2 separate regions of the Homo sapiens genome follow, and region 2 is linked to region 1. Evidence: read pairs that join two places in POLR2A ChIA-PET (ENCODE). Cell type or tissue: PC-9. All regions are shown on one strand. Links, peaks and the distances in the headings refer to the core of each region. The heading gives the core; the rest is flanking DNA.

The links. ChIA-PET counts read pairs that join two places held together with the same protein. Peaks named below come from ENCODE experiments on the same cell type or tissue, not always from the same donor. Only the 100,000 strongest peaks of a DNase experiment are listed, where the experiment ranks them.
Region 2: POLR2A ChIA-PET joins it to region 1 with 24 read pairs; 2 of 35 experiments call an interaction of 5 or more read pairs at or near these places.

Annotation. Positions count from the first base shown.
Region 1 is chr3:126,650,516-126,655,894 of GRCh38, forward strand. TXNRD3 (thioredoxin reductase 3) reads right to left here and starts at 4,609. Exons shown (of 16, transcript NM_052883.3): 1 at 4,233-4,609. The coding sequence starts at 4,475. In PC-9, for the core only: no CTCF peak of the experiment used is centred there; a DNase peak (open chromatin) is centred at 4,616; H3K4me3 peaks cover 1,936 bases.
Region 2 is chr3:126,871,999-126,877,377 of GRCh38, forward strand. All of the region lies in intron 5 of CHCHD6 (coiled-coil-helix-coiled-coil-helix domain containing 6), which reads left to right. Among named protein-coding and RNA genes, the nearest start is that of PLXNA1, 110 kb to the right of the region's middle. In PC-9, for the core only: no CTCF peak of the experiment used is centred there; no DNase peak of the experiment used is centred there.

The DNA.
Region 1 (5,379 bases), core at 318-5,317:
CTGTAGTCCCACCTATTTGGAAGGCTTACGTGGGAGGATCACTTGAGACTGGGAGGCAGAAGTTGCAGTGAGCCAAGATCAAGCCACTGCACTCCAGCCTGGGCAACAGAGCAAGACCCCATCTCAGAAAAAAAAAAAAGACCTCCCTAAATCACCTTTGAAACTAAACTTCCAGCCATTTTCCAATGAATCTTCCTGATTCCCTTGCATATACTTTGTGCTCAGCCATACTATTTTCCTTTTATCGTTATCTATCTTTGCTGATACTAGTTTCTTAACTAGATGCTCTTTCTTACCTACAGACTCTCAAGGACCAGCTTACATGGCATTTTCTTAGACTGTTCTGATCCTCCACAGAAGCCACTGTTTTATCTCTTATTCCCACAACTCTTGTTTTTCTTACGCACTTCTTTCTACACAAACAAGCTGGTTGATTACAGCTCAATTAGACTATGAGCGTATGGGAGGCAAGACCAAGGCTTATTCATTTCTGTGTCTCTGCAACACTAAGCACCCAATAACACTTATTGAATGCCATTAGCAGCCCAATGAAGAAACAAATCTCTCTCCTTGACTCTGCAAGGATAAGAACATATGTGGAATATGGTGTCTAATTTTGGGGGATACATTTAAGAGGTTCATGGGCAAAAAGAAAACTGTACAACCAAGTTAGTGAGCGGCCACATGTAAAGACGGACATGTAAGAAAGCAGGCTACTCAGTCAAGCAAGAAAAACACTTGGCGAAAGTACGGGAAGATCTGCCTTCCAAGCAGAAGCAAGGTTCTTAATTCTGCCCACTGGAGCAATGCTCACCTCCAAGAATGAATAAATATTTCAGAGAGGCAGATTTTGCTTCACTTAAAAAAATTCCAATAATCAGAGTTGTCCAAATATGTCATGGGACTCAAAATGGTGGCCACATTACTGAAAATGTTAACACATACAGAATAGAGGATCATTTGTCCTAAGATTTTTCTGTATCAGGAAAGATTTGACTAACATTATTTAAGATAATTCACCCTACATTATGTGCCTGACACTATTGTCTAGGCCCCAGTAATACAGCAGTAGACAGACAGTTCTGATCTCTTGGTGTTTATGCAAACTACAAAGGACAACTCTTAAGAAATATAGATAGAAAACAGACCCCAGAAATAGTCCAACACATACATGAGAACCTGATCAATGATGAGTGAGCATACGAACTAGTGTGGAAAGGATGGGGTCTCCAAAAAAGGAAACAGGAACACCTGAGAAGTCACAAAGAAGAAAACAAACTGAATCCCCACTCCTATTACTAATATCAATCCCAAGTAGACGTCAAGAATGTAGGTATGAAAAGCATACTATTCAATTTTCAGGAGCTAAAACAGGAGAATATCTTTATGATCTCTGAATAGAAACAGATTTCTTAAAAAAGACACCAAAAGCAAGCCATAAAAGGAAAAGAACGATAGAAGCAAATACATTAAATTTACAAACTTCAGTTAATGAATAGATCCTTGTATTAGTCTGTTCTCCCATTGCTATAAAGAAATATGAGACTGGGTAATATATAAAGAAAAGAGGTTTAATTGGCTCACGGTTCTGTAGACTCTACAGGAAGCATGATACTGGCATCTCCCTGGCTTCTGGGAGGCCTCAGGAAACTTACAATGATGGCAAAAGGCAAAGGGGGAGCCAGCACTTCACATGGCCAGGGCAGGAGCAAGACAGTGGGGTGGGGAGATGCTACACACTTTTAAATGACCAGATCTCATGAGAATTCACTATCATGAGGACAGTACCAATGGCATGATACTAAACCATTCATGAGAAATCCACCCCCATGATCCATTCATCTCCCACCAGGCCTCACCTCCAGCATTAGGGATTACATTTCAGTATTTGGGTGGGGACACAGATCCAAACCATATCAATCCCATAAAAAGAGTGAAAAAGGAAGCTAAATCTGACCGATTTTCTACAGCAGCAGGTCCTCAAATAACATTATTTCATTACAACAGTGATTTAAAAAACTATTTCCAGCCAGAGCCACTGTCAAGTGGAGTTTGCACCTTCTCTTCATGTTTTCTCCAGGTACTCCGGTTTCCTCCCACATCCCAAAGATGTCCATGTTAGGCTAATTGGTGTATCTACATTTTCCCAGTCACAGAGAGTGTGGGTGTGTGTGCAAGTGCACCTGCAATGGGATGGTGTCCCAGCCAGGTTTGGATCCCGCCTAACACCCTGAGCTGTCAAGATAGGCTCTGGCCACTTGCAACCCTGAAATGGAGTAAGTGGGTTGGAAAAGGAATGAATAAGCAAATATAAATTATTGCCAAATAAAACTTCATCAAGTAGACAATAATCATATAGATGCAAACAATAACGAATGCAGTGCACCCTCCGCCCCTAACAAAGGGACTCTGATTTTGTTTTTGAACTGCCCAGTGGCACGAGGTGCTCCTTAAAATTCTGCTTTGCAAACATTTTTTTATTTCACCCACCACCATTAGAACCCAACCTCTCCTGACTCACCAGAAATTGGGTAAATAATTTTCTTCCTTGTTCTCACTAATCTCTCTTAAATGTATGTATAGCTCACGTTTATTTCAATGTTTAATATTAGACATGTTTTGGGTCTTTATTTAAAAGTCTGGTGATTTCTTTTTGTGGTCAGAAATATGCCATAGGAACTTAACTCTTATTTCTATCGATTAGCCTACAATAAAACTGGTTTTGTTACATGCCATTTGGCTTAAGGTTGGTTTCCAAGAACCTATCAACAATGTTGAGTGAGCACTTACTGTATACATAACCAAAGAATAAGCATCCTAAATATATAAAGAATAAGTCAGTACAAACAACTAAAAACCACTGCATAGGAAAATAGGCAAAAGGCCTGAAAAAAATGAAAAACACGCTATATAATTTCACAGAAGAGGAAGCTCAAATGATGCATGAACACACTGGACTTCATTTGGGAAATGCAAAATCAAACCATAATGGAATGCCATTTCAAAACTGCCAGAATGGCAAAAATTAAAAATATCAACTGTTAGCAAGGATGTAGAGCAAGATGAATTGTTCCAAACTAGGAGCAGAGTAAATTGGTATCACTACTTGGAAACTCAGTTGGGCATTACCTTGCTAAGGTAGAAATCATGCATCCTTTATGACCCAGCAACTCAGCTTCAAGATACCTATTCTAGAGTTAAGTCTTTTATAAATGCGCTGGGAGTTACGTGCAAGAATAAACATATAGCTGTACTGTTTTTTAAGACCAAAATACCAAAAACAGCAGAATGATAAACTCCGGTACGATTCATCCCAGGGAATAGTCAGCAACGAAAATTAATGAACCCCAGCTACAGATACTAACATGCATGAATCTCTGAAACATAACTGTTGAGGAAGAAAACTGCAGAAGAATACCTATGTATGTATGGTTCTATTTATATCAAGTCCCAAAACAGGCCAAAAGGAACCAAATATTGATGAATAATATATATATTTGGTAAAAATGTAAAAAAAAAAAAAGGAAATTTTGCATAGTGGTTAACCCTGAGGGAGGGAGGAGACAGCCAAGGAAGCTTCTACAGTACTAGTGTCACTTTATTATTCTTAAAAATATATATGCATAATATATGTTTTAAGAAACTATACACATCAATGTAAACTTCAAATATATTTGAAAAACACAGCCTATAATTTCATGAACTCAACCCAATAGTTTATGCTTTTGCATACTGTCTTCCACGTATCATTTTTCAACTTTCTGTAAAATGAAGTAAATTCCTAAACGTTGAAAGTCTGTACCTTACACGTAGGTTATCACCCAAAGGCTCGTTTCTAAGTGAAGTATTCTTAAACACAGAATACATTTGTCCTTAGAAATAATGCCGGATTCCTAGTCCGCCCCGAAAAGTTAAGGCAGTGTGCATGAAGCTGAAATTACCTCAGTCGTCCTAACAACCTTCCCGTACCTTCGTTTCACAAACGGGGGAACTGAGGCTCTGCACAGGGTCCTAACCCGGGTCGAGGTCACGCAATTAGGAGAGTTTCTGTTTTGATAAACTATCACAAGCCCACCTCAGGGGACGACCGGGGAGAGGAGAGGACGGACGGCTGACCTCACCGCCGCAGCCCGGGACCCGCGGGCGCCCCGGCCCGGACCCGCCCTGCCCCGGGTGGCGTCCGCGTGGCGGGCCCGGTCGCGCGCGGTGGAACCGGCGAGGGCCGCGCCTACCCGAGTACTATGGGGACAGTAGCTCTTGCTGAAGATCACCACCCGGCTGCGCTCGATGAGGCCCACGAGGTGGCGGCGCAGCTCCTCGCGGGCCTCGGACGAGCGGCTGGGCCCGGGGGACGACAGGCGGGCACGGCGCCCCGGCGGCGACAACACGCGCGCCCCTCGGACATGGCCCGAGCGGCGGTTGGGGGCATCGCCCGCCTTTCCCGGCCCGGGCGACTGCGGCGGCGACCGCTCCAGAGTCTCGCTCTCGCTCCTGGCCCGGCCGGGCCTGCTCACAAACCGAAACGCAGGCGGCTGCGGCGCCGGGACGGGGCCTGAGGGGCGGCGAACGCTGCCCTCGCTGGCCACTCTCACCACCCGCGCGAATCCGCGAGGCAGCCGCTCGCCCCGCCCCCCAACACCGCCCCGCGCATGCGAAATTGGGTCCCCCGCCCGCCCGCAGCCTAGGTGTCACCTGCCCTTCGCAAAGGGGCGGGTACCAAGCGCGAGCCTCTTTATCTCCAGGTTGTGCCTGCGTCCGGAGACCACCCAATCTTGGCGATGGCGCTCTGAGATGGCCTCTGTGCAATGCCTTTTACTCCTAATAATCCCCAACAGCCCCTTTAAACCACCTTAAAATATACGTTCTTCAATTTTTATGGGAAGTGTGAATTGGAAAGATTGATATTTTTAAAAGTTTAGATCACACAAGCTAAATAAATATATTGCGTTTGCTATTGCAATGCAGCTTTAATGAGTTTCCTAGGTTGCTACCCGTCAGTTCCCTTCTACATAGAATTCCAGAGCCGCCCCTAACAAAGGGACTCTGAAACCGCGAGAAGAGGAATCCTCTGTCCATTTCGGTGGATGAGTGGAAGACCTCGGAGCTGAACTTGCCTGCAGTGACTGAGTTAGCCGGTCATGGTGGCGGGTGCCTGTAGTCCCAGCTACTTGGGAGGCTGAGGCAGGAGAATGGCGTGAACCTGGGAGGCGGAGCTTGCAGTGAGCCGAGATGGCGCCACTGCACTCCAGCCTGGGCAACAGAGCGAGACTCCGTCTCAAAAAAAAAAAACAAAACCAAAAACAAAAACCTGGAGTTTCCTTCTTCTCAACAATTCTTTACATTTCAGTTAAGTCCTCTAGGCGGAACCCATGCAATAAC
Region 2 (5,379 bases), core at 199-5,198, 220 kb after region 1:
ATTTCTCAGAAATTTGTTTCTAAAGACTCTTATCTCTCTTATGTCTTCCCCTTAGGGTGTGGTGGCTCTCAACCAGGGGTGCTTTTGCCCTTCAAGGGCCATTTGGCAACATCTGGAGACATATTTGGTTGTCATGACTGAGGGAAGGATACTGTTGGCATCTATCTACTAGGTAAGGGCCTGGGATGCAGCTCTCCACCCTACAGTGCCCAGGACAGCCCCTCACAGCAAGGAATTAGCACAAAATGTTGACAGTGCCAGGTACCATGGGGCCAGCCTATAGACCCAGCTTCTCGGGAGGCTGACATGGGAGGATTGCTTAAGCACAGGTGTTTGAGTCTAGCCTGAGCAACATTGTGAAACTCTGCTCTATTTTTTTTTAAGTGCCAAGATGAAGAGATCCTATTTGGGGCAACTTTGTATACCTCGTAATCACCTGAAGTGCTCGGTAAAAAGATTTCCACCGCAGAGTCCTAGTCTAGGCTCGGGCTCAAGAATCTGCATTTAGATGAGCACACCTATGCCTACATGGATGGTTTAAGGCCCACCTTTGAGAAACACTGTTTAGAATCTTAGGTTAGAAGCTGGATTCCTTGCACTCTTTCTTCCTGGCATGAGGGATCCACAGGCTCCAGGCATAGAACCTTCCTTGCCTGAGCTGCCAGGAGCACTGAACTCACAGGCTTCCTCTCTCCTGGACTGGTCTCAGCTCCTGCACCTTGCTTCCCTGGAGAGCCCTGGTTTTCATCCCTATCTTTTAGAACCAAGGGGCAAAACAGGATGTTCTCCAGGCGAGTAACAGTTGAGGACCCTGCCCTGCTGCTCCTTCCCTGGGCTGTGGTCTGCTGAGGCAGGGACACTGCTGATTTCCCTCGTTTCTCACCGCAATTCTCCTCTGTTGTGGCCTAAGGCAAGTTGTGCTTACGCAAGTTTCAGCATCTCAACACAGGAGTGTACTTTTTTGACAGGGGCTACTGTCTCTCTACCTTCTGTCAGCACTGTGCAGGATATCTACAGTCCTGGGACAGCTGCTTTTGCTACTTCCTTGAACACGGCTGGTCGTAAATATCCACTGTCATGTGAACACTTGTATGTTTCCAGTAGGCATTCCCCATCACATCAAACATCCTGGTTTGCAAAGTGTTTTCAGATATTCAAAGAATAAGTGGAGGCCATGCGCATCATCTCTCTAGATGAGAAATAGTGATAGTGCTGGAGCTGGGAAAAGACCGCAGGCCTATTTGCTCTTTTTGCGTTGCCTGAATGAGACCTGGTGGTTGTTCAAGTGCAGTGAGTAGAAGGTTTGTCTTTTTTTCCCCCTCTTTCTCCCGAAGCTCTCTCTCCCAGCCTTGCTTTATTTGTTCATTCTTTCAAGTCCATTATTCAGTGCACGCCTCACCAATATCACCAGTGTTTTTGGCAGAGTAAGAGCTGAGGAGGGAAGACTTCATTGTCTGAGGTCAGAAATACTCCAAGTGCATGAGTTTCCTGTCCTTCCCTATGGCTGTTGATTCAGAATGTGAGATGCCAGTTCAGCTAAGGTTGGTTCAGGTTGGTCAGCCAAAGGAACTTAATCCACAGGGCTGGGGCTGGCTGGAGTGCCGTGATAAGAACTTCTGCAGCTTCTGTGGCCTCTGCAGCACCTGCTAGGCATCACCACTGAGCAGGCAGGATGGCTTCTCCCAGAGGTCTGTGGCCTTGACATTCTCTTCCACCTGCATGGAGGGACCAGCCATGGCTCCCTTTGTTTGAGTGCTTATGTACCAGGCACTCCACCAGGGGCTTTATCTCTAGTCACACACAGGTCTAGTAAGTAGATGCAGGTATTCCCTCTGTACCACTGGGAACCTGGGCCTCAGAGAGTATGTAGCTTGCTCAAGGCCACACAGCTTGTTAAGTGGTAGAAGCGGGATTTAAACCTGAGGCAGGCTGGCTTCACATCTCTACCCTTGCCTCCATTGTTGAAGCTGTGATTTGTCTTTTGAAAGGGCGGGAAGATTTCCTTTCAGAAATGGAGATGGCCCCTGCCCCGCAGAACCCAGCTCACTGCTGTAATTACTCTGGATCCCGGGCCATGTCGGGTCCCCTCCAGACAGTCTGCTTCCATGTCACTTATGAAGTGCCGTCCCAGGAACTCATGACGCCTCAGGACTGTCCTTCTCAAGGCTGCTCATGGAATTCAGCTCCTCTGTGTGCCTTACCACTTACTCTAGGTGTAACACCAGGTGTCTAAAAAGTGTTTCCTTACAGCTGTGTTCCTGCTCTCAGGACCAGTTAAAAGTGTTCATGGTAAAGTAGAACCTGAAAGATGCCTTAGGAATAAGATTGGAGCCATTAATTTAGGAGGAGAACATTGCACGTGCCAGTGTGGAGAGCACAGGCCAGATTAGATGGAGCTGGCCAACGTCTGGGCAGGGAGAGGGCACAAGCAGCTGAGCCCGTCAGGATGTGTACCATGTAGCCTTGGGATGGCACTCATCAGGGCAGCTCTGTCTGGAGGGCTCCTCATCACCTGAGGCTGCAGGTGCTCTGTAGAAACCATCATCTTCCCCGGGAAATATGCAATGAATGGTCCACTTTCACTACCACAGCAGAAGACTCATGGTCTGCTGGGCTCCTTCCTCTCCCTTTCCTTGTATTCAATCAATTCCCGTACTTCCTAAATATTTATGAACTGTTTCTCCTCTCCATCCATACTGCCCCGTCATCTGTTACCTGGACCTTTGTGGTCTCCTTGCCTTTAGTCCCACAGCTTCAATAAGTCCATATTTCTCATTACCACACAAAACAGCCTGCCAGTTCCCTGCTCAGAAGGATGGTCCCCATCCTTATGGTCTGTCCTTCACGGTCCTGGGTGTCCTAGCCCCTTCTGGCTGTCTGCCTGCAGCTCCCCTGGCCCCACCTCACATGCTCCCACCAGCAGAATGGACCTGCTTCTGCCTTGGGGTGCACTTGGTACACCTTCAGGTATCTCTGTGTACTTCTGGGACCTTGTATTAAATGTGTTCTCTCTACCTTGTCCTGACCAGTGTCCCCTTTAAGACTCAGCCTAGCCATTGCCTCCTCCAGGAAGCCTCTCTGGATCCCACTGGGCGGAGCTCAGTGTTTCCTAGCCCCTGTGTTGGCTGCACCATCGTGAGACTGGTGTGACTCTTGCCTTAATCTGAACCCTGCAGGCTAAGGGTGATTCTTCCTCATCACAACACCAGAATCCAGAGCAGGAAGAGGGAAGAAGGGTGCCCTGTGGGGAAGTACCCACCCTGCATGGGTCCTGGGGAACCCGTGGCCTGTGTGCCTGTCCAGCAGGGTGCTGGCCACCACAGGCTATGCCAGGGAAAGGGCTGCCTGCCTTCTGAAGAGCAGAGACCCAGGCCTGTCAGTGGACACCTGGGACTGTTGGGGAGCACATGGAGAGCTGGCACGTAGAGCCTCTAGCTGGCAGGTGCTGGCGCACTGCTCTCGTGCTACAGTGATGGAGTGGCACCTAAAAGCCATGGGAGAGCTTCCCTCAGAAATTTGGAACACCAGGGGCAGAGGGGAAAGAGCTGGAGAGAATTGGGCTCAAGTTTTGTAGTGTTTTAATGAAAGACTCCCGAGGCTTCTGGTGAGGGTTCTTGATGGCATCATACTTCATGCAGTTTTAAATAAACCAGGCAGTTTAGAGGTGCGTCAGTGTCCTTAGAATCCTACAGTCCCAGGGTTTAGACTCTAACCCGGGGAGGTAAAGGTATTTTCGCAGTTTATGCAGTGTGTTAAAGGTCTTCTAACAAACAAAGCACTGTATTTTTGTTTTTTCTTAAAATGATTTGAAATATCAGAAAAATCACATCCTGTCACATGTTCTCCCTTAGGAATATTGCCATGAAAACCTGTAGGGTCCTGTGCTTTCTGCTCTTCTCCCAGGAGAAATATGGATCATCTCATTGTCTCTTGTTAAAATGGTCAGACTCAGCTATTATTTTTTGATATGCTAATGGCATCTAATGAGAACAACAGCTTTCAGTAAAATAAATAGAATATATTGTAGAATCTGGTAGTTTGCTGGTGGTTGTTGGATATTAGCCAGTGACTTTGTCTGGCCTAGAATAATGGCTAATAATACTTACTCTGAGCACTGTTAAGTGTCAGCTCATATAGCCTGCTTCTTTGTAGCTGCTCAAGAAATGTTCATTATATGAGTTAGTGGGCAAAGGTGCTTGCTGCAGAAGACTGCTTTCTAATCACATATTCAGGGACCCCAGTACCCAGTGCAGGTGTTACTGGTGTGGGTGGTGTTTAGAAAGAAGCTTGATGAGTTCAAATGATACAGAAGCACAGCAAGGCATTGGGAAGAAGAGATAATGCAAAGCTTGTTTGAGTCTGGTGAGAAGAAACGGGCCTCCATTGCCAGAACCCCAGGAATGTTTGTCTGTACTTGGGAATTGTGTGTGAGTTAACAGGCCAGCCTGCCAGAACTGTGACAGTGTTGTACTCTCATTCTTGGTATTTGTATTTTGTGACATTTTTTAAAGTGTGGTGAGGTATAATTGTTAACATTTTATGTTTTATTGGCAGTGTTTTATTGAAAATACCTCACTTCCCTCATGAACATGTGATCTTAAAAATATCGGCAGTACTTTTAAATGTGTTATCATTATCTCCTATGACCACTTTTCCCCTGGTGGGCTGGAATGAACTTCACTGGAAAGTGAACGAATGTGTGAATGTCGCATCACAGAAATTCATTTTGCAACCGGACTCTAATAGAATACATTTATTCCATTAAGATAAACAGATCCCTTTCCTCTTTTAGAGCAGTTTTCAAATGTGTAAATGATTGAAGAAGAAAAAGAGTTATGAGGAAAGTCTAGAAAGAAAAACCTGGATCCATAATATGATAAGAGAGAAAGCAGCCAGCGGACTCAGCAGGGTGAAGAGTGTCAGCAGAGCAGAGGGAGCGGGTTGCAATGGAATCTGAGCAGCATCCAAAGCACTTTGGGTAGGAGGAGCATCTAGATCATGAAGATTTTAAGTCACCAGCCTGTGAATTAACAACCACTAATTGAGATTCTGAGGCCAAAATGTGCTTCTGCTAAAATAAGGGGGAAAAAGATAGAAGTGTTTGAATCCACTTATTTTTCAGAAAGAAACTCAGGAAGGAGAAACCAGGACCTAATGGAATTGTTACTCATAGCGGGGAATGGGGATGGGATGGGACTTCTTTGAGTAGACTTTTTATATATAGTTTGGCTTTTAAACCCTGTTGATGTTTTGTTTATTCAAAAATTAAGTCAACGGCCGGGCGTGGTGGCTCGCACCTGTAATCTCAGCACTTTGGGAGGCCGAGGTGGGTGGATCACGAGGTCAGGAGATCGAGACTGTCCTAGCTAACACGGTGAA